Regions from separate parts of the Homo sapiens genome. Here regions 1 and 2 are each linked to region 3. Evidence: read pairs that join two places in POLR2A ChIA-PET (ENCODE). Cell type or tissue: GM12878. All regions are shown on one strand. Each heading gives the region's core, and the rest is flanking DNA. Links, peaks and the distances in the headings are about the cores only. Region 1 overlaps ZCCHC7 (zinc finger CCHC-type containing 7). Region 2 overlaps ZCCHC7 (zinc finger CCHC-type containing 7). Region 3 overlaps ZCCHC7 (zinc finger CCHC-type containing 7).

What was found. Peaks named below come from ENCODE experiments on the same cell type or tissue, not always from the same donor. Only the 100,000 strongest peaks of a DNase experiment are listed, where the experiment ranks them.
Region 1: POLR2A ChIA-PET joins it to region 3 with 5 read pairs; 6 of 35 experiments call an interaction of 5 or more read pairs at or near these places.
Region 2: POLR2A ChIA-PET joins it to region 3 with 5 read pairs; 6 of 35 experiments call an interaction of 5 or more read pairs at or near these places.

What each region holds. Positions count from the first base shown.
Region 1 is chr9:37,309,573-37,320,426 of GRCh38, reverse strand. The region is part of intron 5 of ZCCHC7 (zinc finger CCHC-type containing 7); the gene reads right to left. Among named protein-coding and RNA genes, the nearest start is that of LINC01627, 80 kb to the left of the region's middle. In GM12878, for the core only: no CTCF peak of the experiment used is centred there; no DNase peak of the experiment used is centred there.
Region 2 is chr9:37,260,574-37,271,427 of GRCh38, reverse strand. The region is part of intron 2 of ZCCHC7 (zinc finger CCHC-type containing 7); the gene reads right to left. Among named protein-coding and RNA genes, the nearest start is that of LINC01627, 130 kb to the left of the region's middle. In GM12878, for the core only: no CTCF peak of the experiment used is centred there; no DNase peak of the experiment used is centred there.
Region 3 is chr9:37,192,540-37,203,393 of GRCh38, reverse strand. The region is part of intron 2 of ZCCHC7 (zinc finger CCHC-type containing 7); the gene reads right to left. Among named protein-coding and RNA genes, the nearest start is that of ZCCHC7, 77 kb to the right of the region's middle. In GM12878, for the core only: no CTCF peak of the experiment used is centred there; a DNase peak (open chromatin) is centred at 6,053; H3K4me3 peaks cover 477 bases; H3K27ac peaks cover 3,683 bases.

The sequences.
Region 1 (10,854 bases), core at 3,078-8,077, 120 kb before region 3:
GAAAGGAATTAGAACAGCAAAAGTTATTTTGTAAAAAATAACCGAAGTTGGCCAGGTGCGGTGGCTCATGCCTCTAATTCCAGCACTTTGGGAGGCCAAGGTTGGCGGATCACCTGAGGTTAGGAGTTCGAGACCAGCCTGGCCAACATGGTGAAACCCTGTCTCTACTAAAAATATAAAAATAAGCTGAGTGTGGTGGTAGGCGCCTGTAATCCCAGCTACTCAGGAGGCTGAGACAGGAGAATTGCTTGAACCCAGGAGACGGAGGTTGCAGTGAGCCAACACAGTGCCACTGCACTCTAGCCTGGGCAACAGAGTGAGACTTGGTCTCAAAAACAAAACAAAAGCAAAAGTTTAAGAAATCTCACTATGTATTTTAAGACTTACTATAAAACTATAGTAATCAAGACCATATGGCATTGGCAACAAGACATATACATACATCAGTGCAACAAAATAGAGCACAGGAATCAATCCATGTAAATATGGCCAATTGACCTTTGACAAAGATGCAAAATCAATTCAGTTGAGAATGGAAAGTCTTTTCGACAAATGGTGTTAGAACAATTGGTCAACCATATGTAAAGAAAACAAAATGAACCTTGATCTAAACCTCACATTATACAAAGTTTAACTCAAAATAGATAACAGATCTAAATATAAAAGTAGAAACATCTGAAAGAATACACAGGAGAAAATCTTCTGGCTGGCCATGGTGGCTCATGCCTGTAATACCAGCACTTGAGGCCAAGGTAGGCAGATCGCTTGAGTCCAGGAGTTCAAGACCAGCCTGGGCAACAAAATGAAACCTCATTTCTACAAAAAACAAAAGTCAGACGAGCATGGTGCCACGTGCCTGTCGTCCCAACAACTCAGGAGGCTGAGGTGGTAGGATCACTTGAGCCTGGGAGGTGGAGGTTGCAGTGAGCCGAGATTGCACCACTACACTCCAGCCTGGGGGACAGAGTAAGACCCTGTCTCAAAAAACAAAAACAAAAAACTGTGTGATCTGGGGTTGGGTAAAGAGTTCAAATTTATAAGTTGGACTTCATTAAATTTAAAAACTTCTGCTCTGCCTGAGAACCGTCAAGAAAATAAGAAGACAAACTATGGACTAGAAAAAAATATTTTGAAATCACATACCCAACTGAAGACTTATATCCAAAATACAGACAGAACTATCAACAGCCAATAAGAAGAAAATTAACACTCATTAAAAATTAGGAAGGGATGTTAATATTTCACCAAAGAAATAAGGATGATAAGTGCGTGCATGAAAGGATATTCAACATTATTAGCCATTAGAAAATGCAAACTAAAACTACAATAAGATAGACAGTATACATCTATTAGAATGACTAATATAGAACTCGCAAATAAAGATCAATAGAAATAAAAAGCAAAAAATGATAAAACATCTATAATTCCTGACATAACAAGAGCAAATATTTTGGAATATTTTACTCTTTTTTTTTTTTTTTTTTGAGACAGAGTCTCACTCTGTTGCCCAGGCTGGAGTGCAGTGATGCGATCTTGGCTCACTGCAACCTCCACCTCCTGGGTTCAAGTGATTCTCTGACTTGTGATTCTCCCACTTCAGATTCTCCTGCCTCAGCCTCCCAAGTAGGAGGGATTATAGGTGTGCGCTGCCACGCCTGGCTAATTTTTGTATTTTTAGGAGAGACAGGGTTTCAACATGTTGGCCAGGCTGGTCTTGAACTTCTGACCTTAAGTGATCTGCCCGCCTCGGCCTCCCAAAGTGCTGGGATTACAGGTGTGAGCCACCACACAGGGCCCACTCAAACTTTTTTCTATGCAAATCTACATATATAGAAACACACACATATATATAGAAGTCTAATTATACTTCACATACTGTTTTGTAATCTGTGTGTTTTACTTAATGTACTAGCAACTTATTTATATTTCAATATCATTTATATATATAAAATATATATATTTTTTGAGATGGAGTTTCGTTCTTCTTGTCCAGGCTAGAGTGCAATGGTGCAATCGCGGCTCACTGCAACCTCTGCCTCCCAGTTTCAAGCGATTCTCCTGCCTCAGCCTCCCAAGTAGTTGGGATTACAGAGCCCACCACCATGCCCAGCTAATTTTTGTATTTTTAGTACAGATGGGGTTTCACCATGTTGTCCAGGCTGATCTCGAACTCTTGACCTCAGGTGATCCACTGCGCCCGGCCTTTTATATCATTTTCGAAACGGCTGAATAAATCCCATTATATGACTATATTGTAAGGCAAGTCATCCTCATCGTCAAATATTTGGGTTGCATCTAGTATTCATTATTATTAACAACTTTGATATAAACATTCTTATAGCTATATCTTTGCAACTATACATCACTGAATTCCAGAAAGCCCATCCAAATGTACTTTAATAGTACAGCTTCCCTAACATTGGGTATTATTATTTTCCTTTCTTTATATTGATTTGTAAGAGCTTTTTATATATTACAGATAATTGTGCCATCATACATATTACAAAAATCTTTCCCAAACCATGGTCTGCCAATTACTTTTGTTAAAGGTCTCTTTGGATAAACAGGCTTTTTTGGGGGGGGTCGGGGGGAGTGGGGGAGGCAGTTAAATCTATAAGAGTGTTTAATCTACTATGAAAATGTTTATTGTTATAATTGATGTATTTGGTCTGATTTTTCTCATTCTTTATGCTTTTTGTTTTTTATACTTTCTTGCTCCCATTTTCTCCCATAATGTTATACTACGTGAGTTTCCTTTGTCTTACTTTTCTTCTGATTATTGAAACAAATAACCTTTTATTTTACTGAAATTACCTATAAACCACATTACTATAATTTAAAAAATAAAATTTGCTCTATTTATATTTTTCTGTCTTTTTTTGAGATGAACTCTCACCATGTTGCCTGGGCTGGTCTTGAACTCCTGACCTCAAGCAATTCTGCTGCCTCAGCCTCCTGAGTAGCTGCAACTACAGGCAGGTGCCACTGCACCCAGGAAATACTTATATTAAGTTAAAAAACAGATTATCAAGAAGTATTCAGACACATATTCCAGGCTTTCTTGCTTTCACTGTTCATTGTTGCTAATTTTTTTCTCTGACTTTTCCCTTAAATTCACAAATGAGCAACAGATTGTATCATCTTTTTTCCTCAGAATCTTCTAGGCTTTAGAGATTTCTCCATTACTTTTCAGCATTTAGTACTATACAGGAGAAGTCTGATGTGAATCTGATTTGTGTGTTTTTCTCTCTGGATATTAGTATAATTTTTGTTTGACATTCAGAAATTTCACTATGGGTCTTTTTCTCACTCAAATTGAGTGTGAACTATTTTGTCCATAATTTTCTTCATCATTTTGCTCAGCAGTGCTTTTCGTCTGTCTTCTCTATTCACATTATCTGTGAAGAAAGAGTTAGGATTTTCCCAAGTTTCCTATTTTCTACAAACAATTCATTTCATTTGGAGACATCTCTGATTATTATTATTTTTTTTGATCTACCAATTCTTTATATATGCCTGCAATTTTTTTTCTATTGGTATATTAAAAAAAAAAAAAAAGAGGCTTATGTGAAATCCCACCAGTACTGGCAGCTCAGGTGGTATTTGCCAAGCACTGCATAGGTCTCTGATCAACTCATTTATGGAAAACTTGAGAGACCATCAAGTTTTGGTTTGTTAAGAACAGGGAAAGAGTTACAATTACAGAGACCTGTGAAGAGCTGTTTTAAATCACTGGACATTGTTATCTATACCATTAAAAGACCCTTCCATTGTGCCAAATTCTTATAAGAATAAGGTTCTTGGCTGGACACATTGGCTCATGCCTGTAATCCCAGCACTTTGGGACGCTGAGACGGGCAGATCACTCGAGGTTAGGAGTTCGAGACCAGCCTGGACAACATGGCGAAACCCCATCTGTACTAAAAATAGAAAAAGCAGCTGGGCAGGGTAGTGCGTGCCTGTAGTCCCAGGTACTATGAAGAGTTGTTTTAAATCACTGGATATTGTTATTTATACCATTAAAAGACCCTTTCATTGTGCCAGATTCTTATAAGAATAAGATTCTTGGCTAGACACATTGGCTCATGCCTGTAATCCCAGCGCTTTGGGAGGCTGAGGTGGGCAGATCACTTGAGGTTAGGAGTTCGAGACCAGCCTGGACAACATGGCGAAACCCCATCTGTATTAAAAATACAAAAAGCAGCTGGGCATTGTAGTGCGTGCCTGTAGTCCCAGGTACTTGGGAGGCTGAGGCAGGAGAATCACTTGAACCCAGGAGGTGGAAGTTGCAGTGAGCCAAGATTGCGCCACTGCACTCCAGCGCCACTGCACTCCAGTCTGGCAACAGAGTGAGACTCTGTCTCAAAAACAAAAAACAAACAAACAAAAAGGAACCCTTTTTTTTTTTTTGAGACTGAGGAAGACGTGGCTCAATTTTTAAATTATTTCATCCAGTGTTATTCTAAACTTTTACTTTTTTAAGTCCATTATATTTTAGACAGGAACCAGTTCATCACCCTTGCTACCCACTACTACCTTCCCTGGTTTAGGGATGCTTATATAGAACTTTTACCTTTCCTTTGCATTTACCTATAGGTAAAAGTTCTATATAAGCATCCCTAAACCAGGGATGACAGGGTGAGAGAGAAAGGTTTAATATTGAGACCCTGTAGCTTACTTTAGAATTTTTTCCTGCTACATTAGAACTGGTTCCTGTCTAAAATATAATGGGCTTAAAAAAGTAAAAGTTTAGATAACACTGATGAAATAATTTAAAAATTGAGCCATGTCTTCCTTTATATCTGAAACTACCTCACCGTAATGATTAGTGTTCTTAGGATGTATATTTTTCTGGTAATATCCATGATTACAGAGAGAATTATTTTTATGTTCTATAACTAAAAGGCTGATTAGCTCATAATATTTATTATTATATAATTTGCTTGAGTGTCTTGAACTTCTCAAAGTAGTTTAGTATTGCTTATGATTTTTTTTATCAAGTCAACAATTAGTAGAATGCCTTACAACAAACGAAGATCACGCTTACTATTAAACTGAAATCCTGCATAATTATCTTACTCTCTTTTTAAAACAAATGAAACAATACAATAAAAATACAAATAAAGGCAAGCTAATTGTGTTTCTCAGCCCTCTTTTCTAACCCAATCCCAGTCTGATGAGGAAAAGCAATGTTAAGAGCCTGGTATGTATACTTTATCCCATTTATCATTGTTTATATATGTATATATATACACACACAAGCATATACATGTAGATTATGCAGAGCTCATTTTCTTTTTTTTTTTTTAACTGAAATATAATCATTCTACAGGCATTTGTAAGTTTTCAAGACGAACTGTGTGTACCTTTTAGATGGCATGCCTAATTATTTTAACTAGTAGACAACTGAAGAAAACAGCTGTTTTTTCAAGATGAATAACTGCATATTGGGTTCGACCAGATCATACCTAGGATTGATTAGTACAACAAAATCATACACAGAATTGATTAGTATGCTGGCAAACAGATCCCTATAAGTAAGTCTTTGAATAGTTTTAGAGGTTAAAAAGCTTTCCCAGTTGTGTACATTGCTTCACTGCTGTGTAATTTGAGGGAGATTTTCAAAACCCAATCAGAAAGCTGTCTGGAATGTATACTTTTTTTTTTTTTTTTTTTTAAAAGAGATCGGGTCTTGCTATGTTGCCCAGGTTGGACTTGAACTCCTTTGCTCAAGTGATCTTCCTGCTTCATCCTCCCACGTACTAGGACTATAGGCAACTCCCACCACATCCAGGGATCTATAAAGGTCAGCAGCACTGACCTTATTCTGTAAGATTTGGTGAATCTTTTAGCCTTAGAGTTGTTAATGAGGATCTTATTTTCACTCTCAATTCATAACTCAGATAATTATGTCCCAGAATTTGTTCGTATTAGTGGATTTAATAGTAAAATTCAAGTCTACATGATGGACTTTTATACCTGGATTTAGTTTTAAAAAGGGGTGGCATATAATAAGTTTGAAATTTAATAAAATTCTTAGTGGCCTTCTGCTTTATACATCAGAGACCTGTGTCTTCCCAAATGTGATTGGACTGAAGAGTAAGTCAGTCCATTCCTCAGTGCCATAAGATTCTCAGTGAAAAACTAAAGTTTATTTATCCTTTAATGTTGAGAGCTTATAAAGTTTATAAAGGCAGGCTAGAAGTAGACAATATTTCCCTTCCTTTGATGAAAGGTAAGGGTCTGCAGAATGGGAATTATCTCTATCTTCTACACATTTATTCTTACATTTTCTATAAAGACAAGATAAGCTTGCTAGTAAGCTGCTAAGTCCACTCAAAGTGACTAATACTAGACAAGGAGGTATGTACTATACGGAGAGTTGAAAAGATTGGAGGAATTTTCAGGTTACTTAGAAATGACTAGAAAGGAAACCATTTAGTACAATTTAAAATAAGAACTGGTTTCTCCTTCAAACTTTAAATGTGCTAAGTTATACACTGTATTAGTCCATTTTGACATTATTATAAAGAATTACCTGACACTGGGGTAATTTATGAAGAAAAGAGGTTTAACTGACTCAAGTTCCACAGGCTTAACAGGAAGCATGGCTGAGGAGGCCTCAGGACACTTACAATCATGGTGGAGGTTGAAGGGGAAGCAAGCACCTTCACGTTGGCAGGAGAGAAAGAGAGCAAATGAGGGGCAGGGTGCCATACACTTTTAAACCATCAAATCTCATGAGAACTTACTATTGCAAGAACAGCATGGGGGAAATCTGCCCCCATGATCCAATCACCTCCTACCAGGTCCCTCCCTCAACATTGGGAATTACAATTCGACTTGAGATTTGAGTGGGGACATTGAACCAAACTGTACCATATGCCTTCAAGTTTAAAATGTAGAACATAATTATTTACATAAGGTCACATACATTTGCAACCATGAAAATTTCAGATATTCATTTATTAGGTGGCTTGGTAACAGTTCCAATAAATTATTAATTCCTGATTTTGGGATTTACTCCCTGAACAATGAACATGTATGCGATTTTCACTAACATTATCGTGAGTTTTGTGTACATCAAGAAGACAGGAGGAGACCTTCAAGTATAGAAATCAACTTAACTTTCTTGAAGTAGTCTGATCTCTCAGTTAAATAAACATTTGGTAAGCCTATACAACAATTTTGTAAGACAATCAATCAATTGCAGCCTGCCCTCTTGCTCCAATATTACCTATAAATAACATTAAAATGTTGAGAAAAGTGGGTGGAACAAAGTACATATATCTAACCAAAGTCTGATTTTCCTATTTCCAAAGGTAGGTGTAATGCACACTGTCAGCAGAACTACATATTTATCTGAAAGTACATACCAATCTATCACGATAATATAATTCTAGTGTTTTAGTTTTTTCAGAGATGAGTTTTTCTTTTCCCCTTCATTCCTTCCTCACATCGTGATTTTACACATCTAAGTTACTTTGTTGGGGAGGCGGCATTTTAATTTTAATTATTTATTCTTATTTATGCATTCTCATTTTCATTAAGTAGATTTGAATATATCAGTGGTTTCTCTTCAAATAAGTTGAGCAGGGAAATTAGCTTGTTCATGATTATTTGCTATCTGAATCTTAATTTTATCATTTCTTAAAAAAATGTTTTTTGTAGATATAGGGTCTCACTATATTGCATAGGCTGGTCTCTAACTCCTGGCCTCAGGCAGTCCTCCAGATTTGGCCTCCCAAAGGGCTGGGTTGTGGTTACTGGCATGAGCCACTGCGCCCAGCCCTCTATATTATTTCTTAAAACTGCATGTGAATCTATAATCATGTCAAAATAAAAAGACACAGTTACTTGGCTCCCTTCTTAGGTCTACGTCACACTTTCTACATTTTCTAGGTATGCATCATCTGCAAGTCACTAAGTTTAGAGTCTTCTAAGACTCTTTTATTTATCACCACCCTGATGTACTTTCACATTACACTTTACACTGTTCTTAACACACCCACCTTTCCTATTATACTCTGAGTTCCTCAAGGGCAGGGATCATGTTTTATTCATCTTTTTTTCCCCTAGTACTTGGAATACTGTCTGGCATATAAGAGGCAACCAGCAAATTTTTGCTAAATGAACAAATGTAGAAAGTTTATTTGGGTGGTAGAACACTGGAGATGTTTTTGAATAAAGGTAGAACCGCCATTACACAAAATATGTGAATTAAGCAAGTCTTTAAATTCAAATCTTGGCTTAGTTATTCAGCACAATAATATGTTTCAGCCATTCTTATTTCTGGCCAGTCATATCTGAGTAAGACTGTGGAAAGGATAAGGGGAGGAAATCATATGAATACTACTCAGTGCTCCTTGGAGTACACTAAAAATAAAATAAATACCTGTTTCTTAAATAATTACCTTTACAAAAATAATGCTCTAGTAACTCTCCATTCTGGATTTGACAAGTATGAAATGATTTGTACTAGATGCTTTGTATTTCCTGCTGGAAATCTCCAAGTTTAATAAAAATCTAAATAAAAGACATTAGTTTTCAATTTTACATATATATTTATTGAAGAAACATCATTGAGCACTCACGTGTATGTTAAATACTACACAGTTTAAACTGAGTTCTCCTTAAAATAAACTTTTGCACTGTGAAAAATATTGTAGTATATGGCTGATATGGGAGCATTTTTCTAGCATCAAAAAAGTAAAAAGGCCGGGCGCAGTAGCTCACGCCTGTTAACCCCAGCGCTTTGGGAGGCCAAGGCGGGCAGATCACCTGAGGTCAGGAGTTCGACATCAGCCTGGCCAACATAGTGAAACCACACCTCTACTAAAAATACAAAAATTGGCCAGGTGTTGTGGCTCATGCCTGTAATCCCAGCTACTTGGGAGGCTGAGGCAGAATTGCTCGAATCTGGGAGGCAGAGGTTGCAGTGAGCCGAGATCACACCTCTGCACCCTGGGCGGCAGAGTGAGACTCTGTTTCAAAGATAAAAATAAAAATAAATAAATAAAGGAATCAAGTGAAATATGTTCTATGAATTATTTTCTCCCACTGTATTAAAAAATCAGACTTTAACAGTTATTTAGCATGGACTGGGATAACACACTGAGCAGGGAATTTGAGAAAAAAATTGCTGAATAAAGGTAGGAAATTTAGGAGGTTTGGGTTTTGATTATATCTGACACTGACTAACTCAGTCATTATGCTTTAATAAAAAAGGATGGCAATCTGAACAATTAATAAAGATTGCTGAAGCTGCAATGGTCTCTTGTGAGCAGTAAAGCTCTATGGTATCACAGAATTGGCTCTGTATCTGAAAATCAACATTCTATACTGCTTTCTTGATCCCCAGGGGTTTTTTAAAGTGCTGACAACCTAAGGTAAAATTTATTTTTGTTTGGAAAATATTTTTCTTTATGTGTTTTATAATATATTGATTTTTTTTTTTTTTTTTTTTTAAAAAGAGAGAGTCTTACACTGTCACCCAGGCTGGAGTGCAGTGATGTGATCACAGCTCACTGCAGCCTTGATCTCCTGGGCTCAAGCAATCCTCCCATCTCAGCCTCCCGAGTAGCTGGGACTACAGGTGCGTGCCACCCTGCCTGGCTAATTTTTAAATTTTTTTTTTGGTAAAGAGTGGGAGTCTCACTATGTTGCCCCAATGTCATGAGTGTTATATTAAAGTTGCTTATTAGAGCTATAATATCTGCATATTTAAGAAAGAAAGTTGAGAGATCCTCCGAGTAGGAGATAAACTGATGATTCCTTGATTGCCAATATGTAAGCTTTCTCCACATAGTCATAAAGTATAGCATCATTTTAGCTTTTAGACCTTAGACTTATTAACCTTGTAATGTCTCAGTTTTCAGTTTGTAAAATAGGAGTAATAAATAGTACCTACACTTCATATCCTGCTTATGAGGATTAAATCTACTGAACACCTACTATATGCTAAGGGCATAGTGGTGAATGAAGCACTCCTCCAGCACAGTAAACACACAATTATGTATGGCTGTTGTTATCTTGGAAATGTCAGAGATAGCTCACAGAATAGGTTTCTGTGTGCAAGCTAAAGGTATACAGACATTTAAAAATTCTCTGTATATTTAAAAATTGTTGGCAAGTGAGGAGAGAAACTATAGCAGATTCAGAAACAGGATTCTTTCCATAATCCAGGTTCTTGTCTTCTGAAAGGGACTAATGATGCAGGTTGACTTTAGTAGGCCTTGAGCCATCTTTTTATCCTTCACCTCATAAAACTCTGGAATTTCAACCAAATACTTTTACAGAAGTAGTTAACCAATGAGCAATTTCCAACAGATTTTAGGAAAAAGCTTTTCATTACAGAAAGGATTTGAATATGACTCGACAGTTTTCACTACAAATTCTCTTTGCATACATATATCTGGTAATCTGGCCAAACAGAGGTCTAGGTGTGTGACTATGGGAATATATAAAGTAAAAGGGCAAGTTTCTTTCATTTTTTTTTTTTTTTTTGGAAACAGTCTCACTCTGTTGCCCAGGCTGGAGTTCAGTGGTGCAATCTCGGCTCACTGAAACCTCTGCGTCCTGGGTTCTAGCAATTCTCATGCCTCAGCCTTCCCAGTAGTTGGAATTACAGGTGTGCACCACCACACTCAGCTAACTTTTGTACTTTTAGTAGGGATGGGGTTTTGCTGTGTTGGCCAGGCTGGCCTCAAACTTGTGGCCTCAAGTGATCTGCCTACCTCGGCCTCCCAAAGTGCTGGGTAACAGGCATGAGCCACCACGCCCAGCCTTGGAAGTTTCTCAATATCGTCAATTTATAAAAGGTTAGAAATCCTCTGTGAATGAGCAGAAAGTCCA
Region 2 (10,854 bases), core at 3,431-8,430, 69 kb before region 3:
GTCCATTGTAATAAACTAAGTCCCTGAATCTGTAGTTTCCCCCTTCCATATTTCTTCCCTTCAGTCCACCTCCCTCTTTTCCATGCAATTATTTGTTAAAGAAATGAAGTGATATCCTGTAGAGTTTAACACATTCTGGATTTTGCTGATTGTATTTTCATGAGATAGTCTTTATATTTCCTATAAACTTGTAGTTGGATCTAGAAGCCTGATTATATGTAGATTAGATCATTTTTTAAATTTTGGAAAGAATACTTCTAGGTAAGCACTGTGTTCTCTGAAGTGGCACAATGTCAGGTGTCTCTTTTTGTCAAATAAGCAGCCATCGATAATTCTTTAAATCCATTATTTCATTAGGAGTTGCAAAATGTGGTGTTCAAACTATTCCTTTTTCATTTGTTGGCACCAATACTTCTCTCTAAAGGAAAACCTCCCCCTCATTCGGGTAACCAAACATTCTTTTTTTAGGTACCCTGAGGTAGAGTTCATATAATTGACACTATATATCAAGGGTTTCTTTTAAGAATTTGAGTTATACAGAAAGAGTCATCTCTGTTTCTTCAGAATGAACAGAAATGAAAGTAATGGCTCCTCCTCTTCTACTACTATTTTTTTTTTTTATTATTGCTGGAAACTACTTTCAATGATGGCCTCTTTAAAGAGGAGATTGTGGGAAAAGAAAAATTCTTATTTTGAAACATTAAAATTCCCTAGGAGGTCTTTTTCTTTTCTTTTTTTTTTTTTTGAGACAAAGTTTCGCTCTTGTTGCCCAGGCTGGAGTGCAGTGACGCGATCTTGGCTCACTGCAACCTCCACCTCCCAGGTTCAAGCGATTCTCCTGCCTCAGCCTCCCAAGTAGTTGGGATTACAGAAATGTGCCCAGCTAATTTTGTATTTTTAGTAGAGACAGGGTTTCACCATGTTGGCCAGGCTGGTTTTGAACCCCGGACTTCAGGTGATCCACCTGCCTCAGCCTCCCAAAGTGCTGTGATTACAGGCATGAGCCACCGCGCCCAGCCTCCTAGGAGGTCTTTTCAATGCTAAGACTTTATGTGTATGTAGTGTATCTGAGTCTTTTCACACGAAAATGCCAAGAACTTGACTCTGATAATATGTAGACATTCAGTATTGGGATATCTCAAGGCCCAATCCTAAGCTTGCTTTTCTATACCAGCACTGCCCAACAGAAATGTAATGCAAGCCACTAATGTGAGATTGGTAATTTTAAATTTTCTAGTAGTCACGTTAAACAAGTAAAATTAATTTTAATAATATATTTTATGTAGCACAATATAGCTAAAATATTTTAACATGTAATCAATGTAAAATATTATTAATAACATGCTTTACAGCCTTTTTTCAGTCTTTAGACTATAACACATCTCAATTCAGACCAGATACACACATAGCTAATGGCTACCAAATAAAACAACAAAGCCCTCTATTTTCCTCAGATAACTGAAACCCTAAGTTAGCCTGCCTATCTATGCTTGTGATTCACAGATATAAAACTCTTGACCTGACCACTCAAATTCAACTGGCCTAGGTGCCTCAAATGCACTTCCTAAAACTGGTCCCTTCTGAGTATTTCCTTAGCATACGCAGGGCACAATCAGAAATCTAGGAGTTGTTTTTCTCTTCCTCATCTCCCATAAATAGTTCCATACCAAGTTCTGTTGATTTTACTTTAAAAAATTATAATTCAGTTATAATCTTTCTTCACTGTCACCTCACTAACCTAAGATAACAACATTATCATATCATGCCTAGAACTTCTTTTGTTTTTTTTTTTTTTTTTTTTTTTTTTTTGAGACAGAGTCTCACTCTGTTGCTCAGGTTGGAATGCAGTGGTACAATCATGGCTTACTGCAGTCTCGATCTCCCCAGTTCAAGCGATCCTCCTGCCTCAGCCTCCCTGGTAGCTGGGACTATAGGCACGCACTGCAACACTCAGTTAATTTTTAAAATTTTTAGTAGAGATGAGATCTCACTACGTTGCCCAGGCTAAACTCCTGGGCTCAAGTGATCCTCCTGCCTCAGCCTCCCAGTAGCCTCTTAACTGGTATTTCTGCAGGTACTACAGGCCCTCTCACCATTCTCTTTTCTGAAGCATAGCTATCTTTTAACAATGGAAATCTGCTCCTATAACCCCTGCTTCATATACTTCATTAGCAACTGCTCTAAAAATAACGTTCAAAACCTTAACATGGCCTACAATGCCTGAAATTTCTGATCTTTACTTACTCTTCCAGCCTCATCTTGCCCTACATGCTCTCTCTCACACTCTTTCAAGCCACAATGGCCTACCTTCAGGACAGCAAGCAAATAATTCATCCCTTCTAGTAGATAGGGTGCACATGTTATTTCCTTGGATCAAAACACTCTTTGCCTCACCATTTCGACTAGTTAATTCTTTTGGATTTCAGCTTAAACGTCACCATAAAAGCCTTCCTTGGCCTCCATACTACGTTAGAATATTATACACTCTCATACTACTGTTTTATCTTTCCCTTATAGCAGTCTGGGTCACTTCTTATCCCTAACATAGCATACAGTAGTATTCAATACATTTGTTGAAAGACCACATGAATAGAGTAGTGAAGGTGATGGCACCCTATTCAGAATTAAATGCCAGAATTGACAACAATAAAGTTTCACAGCTGAGAACAGCATTAGCCCCTCGGAAAGAGTAGAAATTTTGCGGCCGGGCGCGGTGGCTCACGCCTGTAATCCCAGCACTTTGGGAGGCCGAGGTGGGCGGATCACAAGTTCAGGAGATCGAGACCATCCTGGCTAACACGGTGAAACCCCGTCTCTACTAAAAATACAAAAAATTAGCTGGGCATGGTGGCGGGCGCCTGTAGTCCCAGCTACTTGGGAGGCTGAGGCAGGAGAATGGTGTGAACTTGGGATGTGGAGCTTGAAGTGAGCCCAGATCGCGCCACTGCACTCCAGCCTGGGCAACAGAGCGAGACTCTGTCTCAAAAAAAAAAATAGAAATTTTGCTTATTTTTTTTTTTTTCTGTGAGGACAGGGCTCAAGAGTACATTCATGACTTTTGAAGTTTACTACTTTGTTTCTTTGCAAATAAACACCTGATAGGTCTGGAACTTCTGCAAACCTTATTGGCCAGGTAGAGAAATCTGGTAGTGAGTAAAATCTAATTATCTTATAATAGTAGTTGGTTTTGAGAGCACATTAGAGATACCAAGAGCTTTCACAAAAAATTCACACAGAATTTGTTTTGTATTAGGCTCTGTGTTAAGCACTGTGGGGAACAAAAAATCTGAAACACAGTCCCTGCTCTGAGGAACTTCCAATCAAGTTAGTGATGGTACTTGAATGGCATTATAAGAAATGCTAATAGGGCTTAGAGAAAGAGAATCTTGGGTTGATGTGATCACAGAGGAAATCTTCAACTTCAAGAAAATGCAGGCTGGGCCCAATGGCTCACACCTGTAATCTCAGGTCAAGGTGAGAGGATCCCTCGAGCCCAGGAGTTCAAGACCAGGCTGGGCAACATGGTGCGACCCTGTCTCTATAAAAAATGAAAAAATTAGGCCGGGCGCGGTGGCTCACGCCTGTAATCTCAGCACTCTGGGAGGCCGAGGCGGGTGGATCACAAGGTCAGGAGATCGAGACCATCCTGGCTAACACGGTGAAACCCCATCTCTACTAAAAATACAAAAAATTAGCCAGGCGTGGTGGCAGGCACCTGTAGTCCCAGCTACTCGGGAGGCTGAGGCAGGAGACTGGCGTGAAGCTGGGAGGCGGAGCTTGCAGTGAGCCGAGATCATGCCACGGCACTCCAGCCTGGGTGACAGAGCGAGACTCTGTCTCAAAAAAAAAAAAAAAAAAAAAGAAAAAATTAGCCGTGCATGGTAGTCCCAGCTACCCAGGAGGCTGAGGTGGGAGGATCACTTGAGCTTGGGAGGTCGAGGTCGAGGCTGAAGTGAGCTGTGATCATGCCACTTCATTCCAGGCTAAGAGACAGAGCAAGGCCCTGTTCTTCTCCCCTGTCTCCCCCCCACCACCAAATGGGAGACAGAGATGCAATTTCATTAATAGAAATCATAAATATAAAAAGAGAAGAACACTTTCAGCAAGAGGGAATGCTAAATACAAGCGACAGAGAATTCTGTTCTAGGGCTGAGTATACTGTTTTGGCTAGTAAACTAAGAAGATTCATCTCACCTTAATCCTTAGTTCTGTCTCTAAGGATCAAAACAGGTCATCAGAATAGAGAATCAAAGACTTTTTATATTATACTAATTATCTTAGCCAAGAAATGATGAGGATTAATAAACTTTGCAACCCATCTTCCAAAGCCTTTGAAACTGGGCCTGAATGGATAAATTAATTGTACAGGCATATCCCACAGACTGTATTCCGGATAGTATACCTCTCTCTCTCTCAATATAACATTTTTTTGACCATTTATACAGAAAAACTTAAATTTATTTCCCAAAAATTCAGTATGCATGGGAAAAGTCTCAAGTTATCTTCCAAATAACACTGGTATAACATATACATCACTGTTAGACTTTGTTTTTTGAGACAGAGTCTTGCTCCATTGCCCAGGCTGGAGTGCAGTGATGCAATCATTGCTCACTACAGCCTTGATCATCCCGGCTCAAGCTATCCTCCAACCTTAGCCCCCCAAGTAGCTAAGATTACAGGTGTGTACCACTATACCTGGTTAATTTTTCTGTTTTTTGTAGAGATGGAGTCTTGCTATATTGCCTAGGCTGGTCTCAAACTCCTGGGCTCAGGTGATCCTCCCACCTCAGCCTCCCAAAGTACTGGGATTACAAGCATGAGCCACCATGCCAAGCTGGTAGACATTTTTAAAACTGAGTCTAGTGCCAACATGCTTAGCATCATAAAGAGACAATTAAAAATTAATAACAGGAGTGTAAAGCTCTATTTTTATATATTTTTAAAGCTGTATTTTAAAATGTTTTACCCTAAAGCATTAACTACTTTCCCTGATGATTTATCAAATCCTGTCAAGAACTTTATAGCTCTTTACACATCCCTAAATTTAAAAAAACAAATAAATTTACAGTTGTACTATGAGCTCCTCTGAGTTTCATAGTTTTGTCTGTAATAGTTCATTCTTCCTTTGCCCATTTTGGCCATACCATCATTTCTTGATACCTAAGTGGCATGGTGTGCAGAATCTTCTTTAATATGGTAACTAAACTTTACATATTAAGCATTTGCATTTGGGAAGGTCATTCTGTTTTTTTGGATGAACTATATAAATGAAGTAGGTTAAATCATTTTAGTTTAAAAAAGGAATTAAAGTGTTGTTTTTACCATATTGATACAGTAAATACAGTTCCTACTCTTTTCTTTCTATGTCTGACCTTAAAGAAGAAGTAGAAGTGGCATTATGCTAAGATCTTGAGGAAGAAGTAGGAATTCAACATGCAGGGATTTGGGGAGGGGATGAAGGAAGAGAAGATGGGTATCACAAAGACAGAGACTGATTTGAGGATGAGAAAAGAGGTAGTGAAGTATCAAAGCCTGAACCATCCAGTTTGGCTCATGTGAAGGAGTGCTATGGCATACAGCCTGAAAAAAACAGACTAGGGCCAACACTGAGGGGTGTCAATTCTAGGCTAAACACACTATCCTCAATTTTAAAGGCAATAGGATACCTTTGAAAAAGGAAAATGGTCGCTGGAAAACAGAAAGCCATGATGAGACCTCTATTTTAGGAAGATCAGTCCAACAGCAATATGGAAGAAATTTAGAGAAGCAACGAGATGACAGATTATGTTTTGGTAAGAGATAAGGGTTTCAACTACAGTGGTAGCATGAGGACAGAAAAAGATGCAAATACTACTTAAGTAGAACAAACAGTATTTGGCCACTTTCAGAGAAACATAAACAAGACTTGGATAATATAATTTCAATCAAAACAAGCTAAAATCAGAAACTATTAAATAAAAACATGGCTAGAAACAAGTTGGTTGAACTGGATTGGGGATGGGAGGAATGACGAACTTTCTTTCGTGATCTCTGACAGTGTCTCCAATTCGCTGATCCTAGGAAGTAAGAAAGAATCCCTTTACTAGGAATCCTAGGATCCTAGGAAGTAAAGAATACCTTTCATCCTGTAAGGTATTTAAACTGGAACGTGATTTAAACTGGAACGTCTACTTACTTTTATTTAAACTGAAAGCATGAAAAAGGAGAAGGCAAATGTAAAAGGATTCATTCCCATAATGTAAAAAATGAATCATGTGCTTCTTGATCCTGTCTGCTGAAAGATTCCTTTCTCAAAGAGTATTACCTAGGGAAGAGATTCATAATTGCTAAATGGATAGATGTAGTTCTTAACCAGGAGGAAGAACATCTGTTTTCTCTCCTGATGGGATACAGGTTTCCTAGGCTACAAAATTTATCATCTACCCTACACTGCCACACACATACATAAATTCAGAAATACAGACTGAAATGCAAGAACACATAGATAAAAGCTTGTTTTTTCACAAGCTAACTCCTAAACATTAGAAGGGCCTGCTCTTACACTTCAAACATATAGCTTTTAACAACTCATTTTACAGGAAATTTTTACTTCTCTGATGAGAGTTCAGGTTTAACTGCTATGGAGAGGACTAGAGAAAACAGCATACAGAAGGTTGCCTAAGCAATATAAAGTGAGGCATATAAAAAGATCTGGTTACTGCTTGTAATTTATGGTGCTAGCTCTGTACTTAGGAGGAAATATATCCAAAACCAATTATGTATCAAGAAAACTCGTAAAATAAAATAATATATTAAATGCCTACTTTTCTAGTCCTCTGCAATCTGAAGTTAAGTTAGGAAGCCACAATTTAATGAGGCAACAAATATTTAACTATTTAAATTCTGCTGTGGTGTGTTCACAATACACAATAAAAAAGGCAGTGGGATACATAAAAGTTACACAATTCTCTGCCCTCCACAAAAAAAAAGACTATTTAAAATATCTTCATCAGTACACAGGTTTGATACATTAATGTAATTGGTTGATTATGAGAAGAAAAATCAAGTATTCCATTAAGTCTGGTTTAACAGACACTGTAATACCTTTTTCCGTTTTGGGAATGTCATATATTTTTAAAAAATTAAACGCATTTTATTTTATAAGTACTATTTACATTTGTATGCCATTTATTGGCTTACAAAATGCATTTTAATATTCTTATTAATGTTTAATTTTCACAAGCATCCATTGTAGGAATATTACCTCCACATTATAAAGGAGAAGTGGGCAAGTCTGTCACACAACTAGTAAATGACAGCAAGGATTCAAAATCAGGTCTTGAAAGGTTTAAACAATCTCAACACCAAAGACAAGCAAAGAGATAGTATTAGTTTAAGATCTTAGAAATGTAATGCATATATCAAATTAAAGACTCTTGGGCACTCGTTTATCCATGATCACCAAGTTCAGGAAAGGTCTTGGCTGGAGGAAGAAGTGGCACACGCCCTGACCTTGTTGTAAATAACTTCTTTCTACAATTTGGATGTGATTTTCATGTTTTCTACGTTTAGAAGTTACTCTTAATAATTTGCTTCATAAGTAATTTTAAAGTATTGATTAGGGTTTTAAAATCTATCAAAACTGAATTGATTGGCTGGGTTTTCTGTCTTAACTTGAAAAAGGAAAAGAAATTCTAGCTAACTCAAGAAGAAATTTCCATGTATCCAAAACTTTGCACCCCTTCTGCAAACGTATGTGTGTAGTGTACAATGAAATTTGCCACGTGAAAAATAATTACATAAAATTGTCTAAAAGGTAAAATGACTAATAAATGAAAAGGCCTGATGTCTTCTAGTCTTTTGTTCTTAACTGTAGGATTTTAAAGAGGATATGCAATATTAGTATGCTTCCTTAGTAAATAATGAGTTATACTGAGTTACTACAATATATATGAACTTTAGAAACAACATGTCATAAAAAGTTTTCTAGGAATCTTAATAGAAATAGCAACTAGTAGCAAGGTACAAATATAAATGGGAAATACGATAAAAACCACAGGTTTTTTTTTCATTCCTTCCATTTTAAAAATACAAAATATAAGGGTATATAGAAAATGTAAGAGTATATACAAAATATAAGGTATATAATAGGAAAAGGCTGGGATAAACTGCTACTTTCAACAAGAAAGTAAGATTCTAAAATTCTGGTATTAAAGTTTTGTTAAGCACCATAACTGATGCGAATCCCATAGGTCCCCAAGTCTAGAGTCTAAAATAAGGATGGGCTTATAAGAAATAGGAATTGAAGAATAGAGAATTAAAAAAATAAAAACATAAGCACTGGTTTTAAGAAGAATCACCAGTAAACTCATGTACAACATGAATTATTAACAGTAGAGAAAATCTGATGCTCATTTTTAAGAAAATATGTAACAAAAAATCTTCTATGAAAAGAACATCTTGGGTAATCCACTTATTTAAGACAGTTCTGAAAATCTCTTTTTCCCAAAGTGGATAGACAAACTAAGAAACATCTTCTAAGTAAATCTCAAGAATTTAGTAAACAAGGGTGGCACAAAATTTGTCCATTAAGACTGAAGTAATGGGGCAAAAATCTCAGGTGGATAGAATGCCTACAAGAACGTGGGAGAAAAAAGATGACCCATCTTTTCTGTCAACAATGTCTTTTAAGACATGAAAAGTAAGGAGCTACAGCAGAGCTTTATACTACAGTGTCACAAAATAATGTTAAGATCAAAGATGATTAAAACATCCATTTATTTGGCAAAATGTATGATTTTCCCTGGTATCCACCGGGAGTTCTGGAAGGCATAGATGACCAGGAGAGGGCAGCTCACCACTGCAGCTGTGAGTAAACTGTGAAGACGCGAATCCCTTTCTTTGCAAACAAGGGGACACTATACTTGTATATTTCCCATAGTCAACTAATAAAGAAGATACTGCCATTAAGAAATCAAAACCACACATGAAGTATAATAGTATAAGTTATTGCAACAAGTAACTAGTAAGAAAAATTATTGATAAGTAAATTAGAGTTCATAAAACAAGATGATGCTAAAGTTCCTGCCCCCTCAGATAAACTGAATATATAGCTAGCAACTATAGTCATTATGACTATGTTTACTATCTTTTTATACTTCAGTGTACTTTCTGTAAATAACTACTTTCTTAGAGTTTATCTAAAAAAATCTCTTTACCAAAAAAAAAAAAATCACCTTTTTCTACCAACCAAGTTCAAAATTCGGCACACTTTCTCTTGGATCATGTGTAACTCTGAAATATGTTCTACTTATGATCTGTATGTTGCTAGCAAAAACATACAGATTGCTATTGTCAACCACAATCCAATGGAGCTGCTTTGTTATCATCAAAAGTATAAAAATGGGAACTTTTCTACAATGAGGAGACTCTAGACTGACATAATTTCTTCCTTATAGGCTGAAATCTTTCACGCAATGAGTGTGCGGATAAAACAATTTAAGCACCCAGAATCATAGTTCTCATTTACTAAGACCTCTGGTTCCTATTAACACAAGACTCAGAAGACAAATTACTAGATTACAAATCTCAAAATTTATTTTCATCAGTATATTACTTGCTGCTTAGATGTTTACCTTGACTAAAATTAGGAGAAAAAAACTGAAAAAGAACAAAAGCAATACTGATTACATAAATGGTTAAAAGGTAATTGCTTAATTACGGAATTTCACTTCCTTGTGAGTTTTTCATTTGAAGTTTAAAGTAGTACTTCCAAGCCTTTTTCATGTCACAGTGTTCAAGGAAAGGTGTTTATAGAGCACATTAGGGCAAATGGAGCAGGGCACCTTCAGACAACTGACCCAGAAGCTCCTGCCAGGCCACCCTGAGAACACAAGGAATCAGTATCTTGCTCACCACAACTTATTTTTGCAATAGATGTGGCACATCAGTTAGGAAGTGATAATGTAAATATCTTTGGCCAAGGTTAAGAGGATAAGAGGAGGATCAAACAGTAACTCCAATTCTAGTTCATTGAAGACAGCATTTTACAGCATAGAAATGCTGTGGGAAGCAAAGAAGTGGCTGAGTGCAATCTGGGGTCTGTGTGTTGACTTTGACGTCTTTACCTTTCATATACATTGCTTGTTTCAACTCTTGTCCATTTTACAGAGGACAAAAGACATTTAGTTAGAGAAACTTCCTCTAAAAAAAATCTGTTGACGTCTTAAAGAAGAAAAAAATGACAAATGAGGCTATGAGACATTTTTCTTGATTTTCTTCTTTAAAAATGTCTCTCACATAGGTACAAGATTACAAGATTAAGGGGGACATATATGGTATCAACAACCACCAAAACTCTGGTTATCGGCATTGATAAACAGTAGGCCATCCATATCAAGCAGCCAGTGGTGAGAGCTAAATAATAATCTATGATCCCTTTCCTTCAACCAAAAAACAAACGAACAAACAAAAAAAGATCAGAAATAATAAAAATCCAAGTGGTAATTAAAAGAAAGATATAGAATAAAACACAGCAAACTAAATCAACAAGAGTATTTTGATAGAGCAGTTTGTCTGAACTCCATTTCAAAAGCCTTCCTCTTAGAACCCCAGTCAGATTCAATAGCTACAGTCCTGGCTGCCAGGGAGTTCAGCTTCCATAAGGCTCCTAGAGGAGTATCAAGTCTTACTAAGAAGGTAGCATGTTTTAAAACAAACTCACTGAATACCTGCATGAAAACTACCATGTCTCTGCCCCTAACAACTATATAGGTCCCATTAAGGTCAAATAGTTCATCTTAGGGAAGTCCTGAACAGAGCAATTTAAAGGCAGTTTAGTAGTCTTAGTACTTCGGCAATATAAATGGGCAGAGT
Region 3 (10,854 bases), core at 3,910-8,909:
GGAAACCACCATGGCACACGTATACCTATGTAACAAACCTACACATTCTGTACATGTATCCTGGTACTTAAAGTAAAAAAAAAATTTTTTAAAGAAAAATATTTTCTCTCAAAAGAAACTGTTGCGTACCTGGATTACCTCATTTAAACAAACCAAAATGCCTTTGAGAAAATTATTATTAGCCCTATTTTACAAATGAGGAAATCTGTAAAGTTCAGTAAGGTTATATAGCTTCCCCAATGTCACAGAAACCAAAGCAGATATGGGACTAGATTTGGGTCCATCGACTCAGAATCTCATTTGTTCAAGATACCACCCTGCACTTCCTAGTTGCCCCCTGTAGTTTCTGTGGGTTTAACAAAAGCAAGGGCTATACAAAGAACTGTTTTGCTTCTTTTGTAAAACTTTGGCTGAAATAGTTGTCAATAACTTACATTACTCAGTATTTTGTTCATAAGATTCCAGAAGCCAAATTTTCTCTTAGATTCTAGTGCCAAAACAAGTTACTTTCCTAAAAATAAATCATATTCAACCATTTGTTCACTTGTGCTAAAAACTGTGATGGAGACAAACGTGGATCCATATGGTTTCTACTCTAAAGTAGTTTATAAGGGCCGGGCGTGATGGCTTACGCCTATAATCCCAGCACTGTGGAAGGCCAAGGCAGGAGGATCGCTTGAGTCCAGGAGTTCAAGATCAGCCTGGGCAACATAGTAAAACCCCATCTCTACAAAAAAATTTAAAAATTAGCTGGGCATGGTGGCTCACAACTGAGTCCTAGCTACTGGGGAGACTGAGGCAGGAGGATCACTTGAGCCCAAGAGGTGGAGGTTACAGTAAGCTCCACCTGGGCAACAGAGCAAGACCCTGCCTCTAAAAACAAACAAAAAAGTTTACAGAGATAATACATGTGTATTTAAATAGCCATGATTTAAGGTTAAAAGTAATGTGCTTCTCTTTAATTAAACAAACAATTAAAACAAACAATTCATTATGTTTCCCTTTGGTTTTAACTGCCAAAGCTGAGAGCTAAATTTAATATCTAAATACAATAATCATTTTACCTCAGGTTCCTAGAAGAGGTAACCTCACTTGACTGTTTACCCTTTAACTTTATCTTCAGCTGTCCTACTATTGTACATGCATGTTATCCCAATCTATCTCAAATCCTTTTGTGGAAGCAGACAAGGTACATAATAGAAACAAACAAATAAAAAGGTCTGGATTGATAATACAAACTGAATCCAAAGAATGTAAACTTTTTTATTGCACACTGTGCTATCTTTATTTTTATGCATTATATCAGAGACATTCTGAGTTGCTTAGAGGATCAAATAAGTCAGTATGCTAAATGTACTCTAAAAAATGGGATTCAAGAAACACTTGTGAATAGAAGCTCTATTTCTACTCTCTATTTTCCATAGACATTATACAAGCTCTTAAAACCCACATTGGATTTACATTTAGGATGCGTAAGTTGAGAAAATGGGGTATGGCTGGATAAGTGGTGTCTTCAAAGCCCAGTGCAATGCAGATAATATGAGTTTTGTATAGCTTCTTTGTTTCTATAGCTTTGGGGGAGGTGGTAAAGAGCACTAGATTAACAAAAGTGGTGGCTTAGAAGCCCTACCATTACTCTGCCCTTTTCACATCCTGTGCATGGTAATTTGCTAGTGCCTCTGCAATGGTATCTGCCACATCTTTAAGTGCCCTAGGATGCATGTCATTGGGCCCTGCTATTTAAACATATTCACTTCTTAAAGTAACTCTGGACCACTGGATTCTCCAGTCAGATTTTGCTTCCCATTCAGATTTTCTACACAAAAAGTGATCTTGTGTTTTTGATGAACACAAATAAAATAGCATAGAAAACCTTTAAAATATATTATTACTTTCCTCCTCAATAAAGCTCTAATATTTTTGTTTTCTAATACTTGCAATAAAACAGCTCCTTAGCCGTACAAGCAGGATCTGTTCTTCAGATATGGAAAACCAGAATATTATAATATGCTGACAATAAAGGAAGAAAAGAATGAGAAGGTGGAAGGGCACATATACATATTACTTTTTGTCTCTTTTTCTCTTTGATCCTTTTCTTCTCACTTCAAGTCAAGGAATGGCTAGGAAGCCACTGTAATACAAAAATAATATGGCATTAAAAAGACAATGGATTGAACTGGCCCTTTTCAATCACTAACAAGCTGTAAGACCTGAACAAGTAAATCTCTCTGGATCGTTTTTTAACCTATAAAATAAATAAATTAAACTAGACTCTCACTAATATCTTCTTCATTTAAAAAATTCAATGAATTCAAAACAAAAGTTACAAGAGCATGCAATGATACCCTTGTCTCCCATAGCCCCTGTTACACAGGAGAGTTTCTACCCATTAGTGCTCTCCCTCCACTGTCCTTCCCTCACACTCAAAATTAAAATTCCTATTCACAATCTGATTAAGTCACACAAAGTGTGATGAAGACTTAACATTACAGAACATTTTCATTTTAAAAAAGACCAGTTAAAACACATGCATTTCTAATGAACAGTAGGTATGAGTCACAGGGGAAGGGAAGAAAAGATAAGCATCTTTAAGCAGAGAGCCTTTCAATGGTTCATATTTCTGGTCTACTCCTGTTCCTCAATTACACTTCCAACTCTATTTTCCACAAAGCATAATTTACAGACAGCTATAAACACCCTCAAATTTCTTATTTGACTCTTCACTCTCTTTTTATGAATTGGCTCCCGCTTCTACCCTCACCACCAAGGCTTCTAGGAGGCAGAAAAGCCAGTATTGCAGGACTCAACAGTTGCACATCAGCCATACTTTCCCCATTTTAGGACTTTAATAAACACACATACATAAAATCACTGGAAGAAAAATGGAAAAAGAAAGCACATGGAGTTGGACATGATGGTGATGGAGAACAGCTGGGATTATAGCTTTTTAAGATTTGTTATGGGTAAGGAATATGAGGAAAACAATGAAAAGTCATAAATGAAGGGGAAAACTTGGTGTCAGCTCTAATTAAAGCAACAGGAAACATGGAAATTAAGCACAAAATGAGGCCTGAATACAGCCAAGAGCTTATGTTTTGTTTTCGGGTTTGTTTTTATTTTTTAATGATACACAGTGAAGAGTGAAAAAAGGAGGAGAGTTGAAAGATAATAAAAAAAGGAAGTGAACATGGAGAAGAAAACAGAAAAAGATAACAAAGAGAGAGGAAATTAGAAAAACAAAGTAACAGAGAAAACACAAAGGATTAAGAATAGGAAGAATAAAAGAACGTGTAACCCAATCAAAAGAGAGAATATAAAGCATTTAATAATGGTGGCGCACAAATGGGAAGGCAAAAATGGGAGCAGAGCGCGGTAAGAAAAAGAAACAGTCCTGGCACAGTGGCTCACGCCTGTAATCCCAGCACTTTGGGAGGCCGAGGCAGGTGGATCACCTGAAGTCAGGAGTTTGAGACCAGCCTGGCCAACACCGTGAAACCCCGTCTCTACTAAAAATACAAAAAATTAGCCGGGCGTGGTGGCGGGTGCCTGTAGTCCCAGCTACTGGGAGGCTGAGGCAGGAGAATGGCGTGAACCCAGGAGGTGGAGCTTGCAGTGAGCCGAGATCGCGCCACTGCACTCCAGCCTGGACAACAGAGAGAAAAGGAGAAAGAAAGAAAGAAAGACAGAAAGAAAGACAGACAGAAAGACAGACAGACAGAGAGAAAGACAGACAGACAGACAGACAGAAAAAGAAACAGTAGGGCTGGGCACGGTGGCTCACGCCTGTAATCCCAGCACTTTGGGAGGCCGAGGCAGGTGGATCACCTGAAGTCAGGAGTTCGAGACCAGCCTGGCCAACATAGTGAAACCCTGTGTCTAGTAAAATTACAAAAAATTAACTGGGCGTGGTGGTGTATGCCTATAATCCCAGCTACTCGGGAGGCTGAGGCAGGAGAATCGCTTGAACCCAGGAGGTGGAGGTTGCAGCGAGCTGAGATCGCACCATTGCACTCCAGCCTGGGCAACAAGAGTGAAGCTCCGTCTCAAGAAAAAAAAAAAAAAAAAAGAAGAAAGAAAAGAAAAAAGAAAAAGAAACAGTAGAAACCAAGAATGACAGAACAGCAAAGACAAGAATTAGAGAAATCAGAGCCAGCTAGGCTACAAACTAGCAGCTTGTGTCTTTTTCTTTTGCTGTTTGTTCTTTTAAACAGGAAAACAAAGTGGCAGGAGAGCATGATGAAAAATAGTATCATCTGGGGCATGTTTTCATTGGCCATTTAAATTACTATGGGAAACAGAACCCCAAAAAGAGAATACAGGTGGGGAGGAGGGTGTGGCAAATGTGTCAAAAATAGGAAGCAATAGAAAAGGAGCTCAGTGGGTAGAAGGCTAAAAGATACAGGTGGTAAGCAGTCTGTTTCAGACTACTTTAGCACACATTAGGCAAAAGAATTTCAAAGAGCAAGGAAAATATGACAAACACACCAAGGGTCAATCATCAATTAATTCAATGCAAAAAAGGTATTGAACACGAGTCTTTGATGCCTCTTCCTTCACTCTACCACCTATCCTATCTAACCAAACCCAGGTTTTACTCAGTTCTTTCTTACTAATCTTTCAAATTTATCTCCTCCTCTACCTCTTCCCTAAGATACTGTACTAGAGACTGCAGAATATACACAAGTTTGAGGGAGCAAGCTCTATCATTAGGACCTCCCACTTGAACAGAGGAGGCAAAGACAACATAAGTATGCCAACTGAATTCTTTCTCTTTTGGCACCTAACACTTTCCACTTTGTATTATCTTAATTCCTCATAGACTCTAGATCTTTAAAAATGAGGAAGACTAAAATAGACAGACGGGTGAGCACTCCAGGGCAAAAGTGACCACAAAGTAGGCTCAGAGGAAGGGATAACAGCAAGTTGTTCTGTGACAAAGAGAAGATGTGATCGGCTGGACAAATGAAGACAGAGACCACTAGGCTGATACACTGAGTTTGATATGAAATGTTAATTACCATTAAAACTTTTTTATTGAGGCATGATCAAATCTGTAGTTTACAAAGATTACTCTGGTTGTAACATTCTGGGAGAAAATAAAATTATTCAGTCTGAGAAAGACTCCATAGAACAAGTGATATTTTAGCTGGGTCTATTCATCTCACAGGATGAATAGAAGCTTTTTTGAGGAAGGGCTCTGCAGAATGATGAAATAAAATGAAAAAAGATATGAAAACATAACAGGGCACCACAGATTCTAGGACAAGTAAGAGGGCCAGAGTGGTTGGAAAACAGGTTATTTAGAGAAAGAGGTATCAGATTTGAAAGACAGGCTTAGGCTTTGTTATGAGGAACACTACAGTTTCCCATTTAATTACAAATTTTGTCATTTTATAAGATGGGAAATTCCCCTTTTTCCTTATAGACAGTCATAACATCAAGTGATGGGTGATTCAACAATTATTCATGATGACAGTGCCAACATCCCTGCTCATATATTAAATGAGACACTACCTGAAGTAGATAAAGTATCCACAATTTCACTTCAGAATATTTGGCTGCTATGCCAAAGAGACAACCACTTATAGTTGTCACTGGCCCAGATCTCACAGATCAGATTTCGGAAACTTTTTTTTTTTAACAAAACATCAAATCCAGAATAGTGCAATTGCTGTTTTGACTTTCGAAACAGAGAGGACTCCTGCATAGGAAATAAAAGCCAGGACATTCATTTACAGGATGGATTGTTTTACATTCTTACATTAGATCAAATAACTGAATTATTCTGGGTACTGCACACTTAATGACAAATCTACATCTCTGAAATCATAACACTGAGACTGGCATTTTCGTTTCCAAAATAAAAAACAGTTCACTGTGCCTTTCCTTCCAGACTGCACCCCATCACTCATCATCACAAGCTAGCATCAAGTGCTTTAAATAACAACATTTTCAATAAATGTGAACTCGGTTCTTTTTATACTTTGTTATAACTTCCTGTGTCTTTGACATATTCAAGAAGTGAAACTCATGCATAGCATGTTTATATTATTCCCTCCTTAGCAAAAGCTCACAGACAATGTCAGGTCTGGAGAGATAAGAGCTGCTTCCAGGACATGAATTCTCATGAGGATTAGGCAACCACCATCTGGGGCTCCAGAGTTTATCTGTAGCAGCTGCCTTCAAAGTATCACACTAGAGGCTGGGGGTGGGGGGAAGTCTAATTTTAAAGTGTTTAACAAGTTCCTCTACCTTGGCTTTGATTATCATTCTGGATTGTTTTTTCCACCTTATAAAAATAAAACATAGTGACCTTTTCTTCATAACACACAAATAACTTAAAACAGCACTATGTATTCAAATGATGAACTCAACACATACTCAAATGTTTAATACGTTACAATATATAACAGAATTTTTAATAATAATTTTAATAATGACTAAAATACTACCCAGTACCTAATGTTGTCATTAATACAAGAGCTTTATCCTTCACACAAAAAAGTGTATCCCCCAATTTTTTTAATTTCTACTGAGAAGGCTACAGATTAAAACAATATCCTAGATATTTTGGGAGGGTTTTTTAAATGTCCTCAAACGACATTAAAATAATCATAACACAATTTTATTAAACAGAAAGCTTTTTAATCAAATATTTATATAAAAACAGGAAATTCAAAAATGAACACAGGGCAAAAAGTTAATTTTAAATGCTCAGCTTTAAATAATAATCTGCTAAATCTGATTACTACATTAAGTTTTATAGTGCTAAAAATGGTCACTATGTAACAAAGCTAGATAGCAAAGAAAAACAAAATAGAAAAATCAAACAAAATAATCTCTATAAAGAATAGGTTCTACTATAATAAGTCCCAAAATCGCTGCACCACTAAAAATAATGCCTTTTTCTTTGCATCAGGTCTCCTTCCATTTAAAATATTCTTCTTTACCTGCCATAAAAATCATGTTATATTTGTTCATTTGAACAACCTGTGACAAAGGACGTACTATTAAAATTAACTAGACAAAATTATTGTTAGTTCCATCAGAGATCTGGCAAAGTGGCTGCATCTACAGATAAAGTTTCACTATAATAAACAGCTTTTTAAAGAACAGTTCACTCTCTTTCATTGTTCATCCAAAATACATAGCAAGCCTATTGTTGTACTGGACAGAGTGACCCAGAGAAACAAAAGGCAGAGGTTTGAGTGTGTCAAAATCATAAAACTGGCACATTATTTGATTCCTGGGATTTTCTTTCCATGCCCAAATATTTATATATATTTATATATCTGGGCCTGACACAAACATTCTAGTCTTATTTTTTGAAGTACCCTCATAATTCCTTCACCAAAATCAAATGCAGAAAATTCAAACTCTACACATCTAAAACTAAAGTGGACTGGGCCCTTCCTTTCAACTTCCCTATTGCTATCAGTAGTTGAATTATTTTAAAAAATCACACAAACTTACAATCTCTCTTCTCTCCATTAACATTTTTATCAAGTCATTAAATCGTGGTGACTCTAATTTCAAAATTATTTTGGCAATATTTTATTTACTTGCAGTAGTACCATTACCAACCTAGTATAAGTTACTCCTCAGAATTTGGACTAAATTATGAGCTTTGTAGGTAGTGTCTCTTCCAGCTAATTCGCATTAAATCACTACTACATTAAGTCTTCACTACATTAAATATGCCTCCCAAAACAATTTGCTCAAACTGTTCTCCCTATCTATTCTTCTGGTTTACAATGCCTTTCCCTTCCTCGACATATTTAAGTTCCCCCTTTACCAGATTCTCCAGGATTCACAAGCAATTGTTTCCTTTTCCATGCCACATTTCATATTCACCCCAGGATAGTCATCTTCCCACTCATTAAACTGCTACATTAGACGCAAAACACATTGGTTTGCATGACCACATCACAAACATTGCTAATGAGCAGCATTTTTCATATATCTAAAGGAGATGAGAAGAAAATAAACAAAAAAAACTTTATTTTGTAGTTTCTTCTGCAACGTCCCTAGTGGCTAAATAACAGTTATTTGCTGAATTAAACTTATCAACAATATGATTTAGGCATTTAGGTGTGCAAAGGGATGCACTTATAAGGGATCTGCTGTTACAAAAAATATGAGAATCTGGCTGGACGCGGTGGCTTACGTCTGTAATCCCAGCACTTTGGGAGGCTGAGGTGGGCGGATCTCCTGAGGTCAGGAGTTCAAGACCAGCCTTGCTAACATGGTAAAACCCCGTCTTCACTGAAAATACAAAAATTAGCCAGGTGTGGTGGTGCACGCCTGTAATCCTAGCTACTAGGGAGGCTGAGGCATGAGAATAGCTTGAACCCGGGTGGTGGAGGTTGCAGTGAGCCGAGATCACACCACTGCACTCTAGCCTGGGCAATAGAGTGAGACCCCATCTCAAAAAAAAAAAAAAAAAGAAAAAAGAGAATCCAAGAAATCTGAGTTCTTGTTCTGCTATACCCACCTGAGAGTAAGCAGTGACAATGATCTCAACAACATACAAAGACATCCTTTGGATAGAGAATTTGTATATATAATAACTGTTTGTAATATCAGCTATTCTTTGACAACAGGATTTTTCTCTTAAATTCCTTCTATTTGTTAGAGATTCAATTTGTCACCCAAGCTGTGGATTTATAGGATTTACATCCTTAAAACGAATTCCAGCATAATTTCACACAGAAGCCTTCCTGAAGTTAACCAGGACAACACCCAAATAAATCTTCCCTTTAAAAAGAATAAATGCTCCATGAAAATCATCAATACATCACTTAAGCTTAAGGCACAATATCTGTGCAACACCAAGCTCTATCCCAATCCTCCCAGTGCCACTAGAGTCTGTCTTAACCCCACACACTCTCTATTATCTGTTCAGACATGTTTTCCCAGTACCATTACTCCAAATAATTCCATTCCCTATACTAAATACACTGCTTCATCCTGCTTGATTCTCTACCTATATTATCTAACAGTCTTGCTCTTGAGTTGCAAGGCCGTTGCTACTTAACTCTACATTGACCTACCACTTACGATATGTAAGTAAGCTCTAAAGTCTCTTATAGGACCTCTGTATCATCTCTTAAATCACCAGGAATCAAGTACTCCAATTTGAGTTTTAACCATTATCTAATTTTCTATTAAAAATGCTAACTCAAAAAGAGAAATATTCTTTAATATATTAAAGGCCACTATCCTAGCATAGCAAGTACCCAATTTTTTAGAGTTTGTCTTCAATATATCCACATTTGTATGAAAACTTCACCCTAACTACAAAATTGGTCAGAGTGCTTAATTGTGTGGGATAGGCAAGTTAAGTGCCAGAGAGGAGTTCAAAGAACATCAGCAATGTCTGAGTTTGAGTGTGAACCTGAAAATCATAATGAAAACGCTGTAAGAGGGAAAGGGATGAGGCATTCAAATAATAATTTTAAAGATGAGGATATCAGGTTACAAGGGTCACACAGGACAAGCTTCATGGAGGAGATGAGACTTCAGGTGACTGATGGATTTGCACTGATTAGGAAAGAGGGAGAAAGAAATTCCTGAAGGCGGACAAATTTTTCCTTGGTAGATATGTGCCCAGCTTTTGTAGTAAGAGCAGGGCAGGATTACCACCTCATTCCTTGCTGAGGATAGAAACTGCATATAAACTGCATTAATTGGTAGCTCATATAAAATTGTACATGAAACAGCAGAAAATCCAACAACATAAACAGGCTATTATTAACACAATTTTTTTTTTTTAAAAGGCTACTAGATTTTTCTCCAGGCTGTAGAACCTGCCAGACTGTAGTACAGTGGCAGGCAACTTACATCCCTTGGAAAAGTTACTTTTGTGTGATCATCTAAACTAACAATTTTAAAGAATGTTTTATACAAAATATGGGATAATTATTGGTCTGAGACAGAAATAAGACTTTCTGAACATCTTTCTTTGGCCTGCTAGATGTCAAAATGCAGTAAAATTTCCTATTGTAGGAGAATTTTAGTTAATAAAAGTAATTTTATTCCAATGTCTGATTTACACAGTACAAAAGTGTACTAATAACCGTCAGAAATTTTTAAAGCTACAATACCCTTCTGAAGCCACCCTAATAATTGCTTATTAAAACACTTTCTGTTAAAATGTTAAAGTTATTGATTTTTTTTAAATTTCAGCAATACAAAGATGTAGCTTTCAATTCATGTTCAAACATAAAATAACTGAATTGAAAAACAATTTCACTTTCATTGAAATCAAGTCAATGGCTCATTATTCAAAAGCATATGTTCATCAATACAAATAAACTTTCATTTCTATTTGAGGTTAAAATCCTAAAATAGCCCCAAAGTTGCACCACAATTCAGCTGCTATGGAAAGCTAAGTAGTGCTTCCCATGACTAAATGGATTAATTCTTTAGCCCAAACACAATTACTGTTCTCCACACTGTTCCATTGAACATCTAAATAAGCATCCCAAAGCTTATTTCATTCAAAGAAAAGATCCAGACTAAAGAATAATCCCAATGTATGAAGTTTACATTTTGTGTAAAGTTTTTTTAAAAAGGGAAAAATCTATAAGTGGTAATCAGGAAAAGACATGAGTCATTGTAGACAGGTGTTGGGGATGACATCTATCGACTAATAGATATCTTTGTTGAAGGACTGCCGTACAGATTCCAGTAGATGTCTTTTTCTCAAACCAATTTTTCTGACTTAGTTATTGAATCTAGACTTTTCCATAGGTGACACACACATTAACAGCAAAAAGAATAACTCTTCAAGAAATAGCCAATTACATGGAAAGATATTTCTTCTGGTCCTTTTCTTGCTTTAAAATTTTT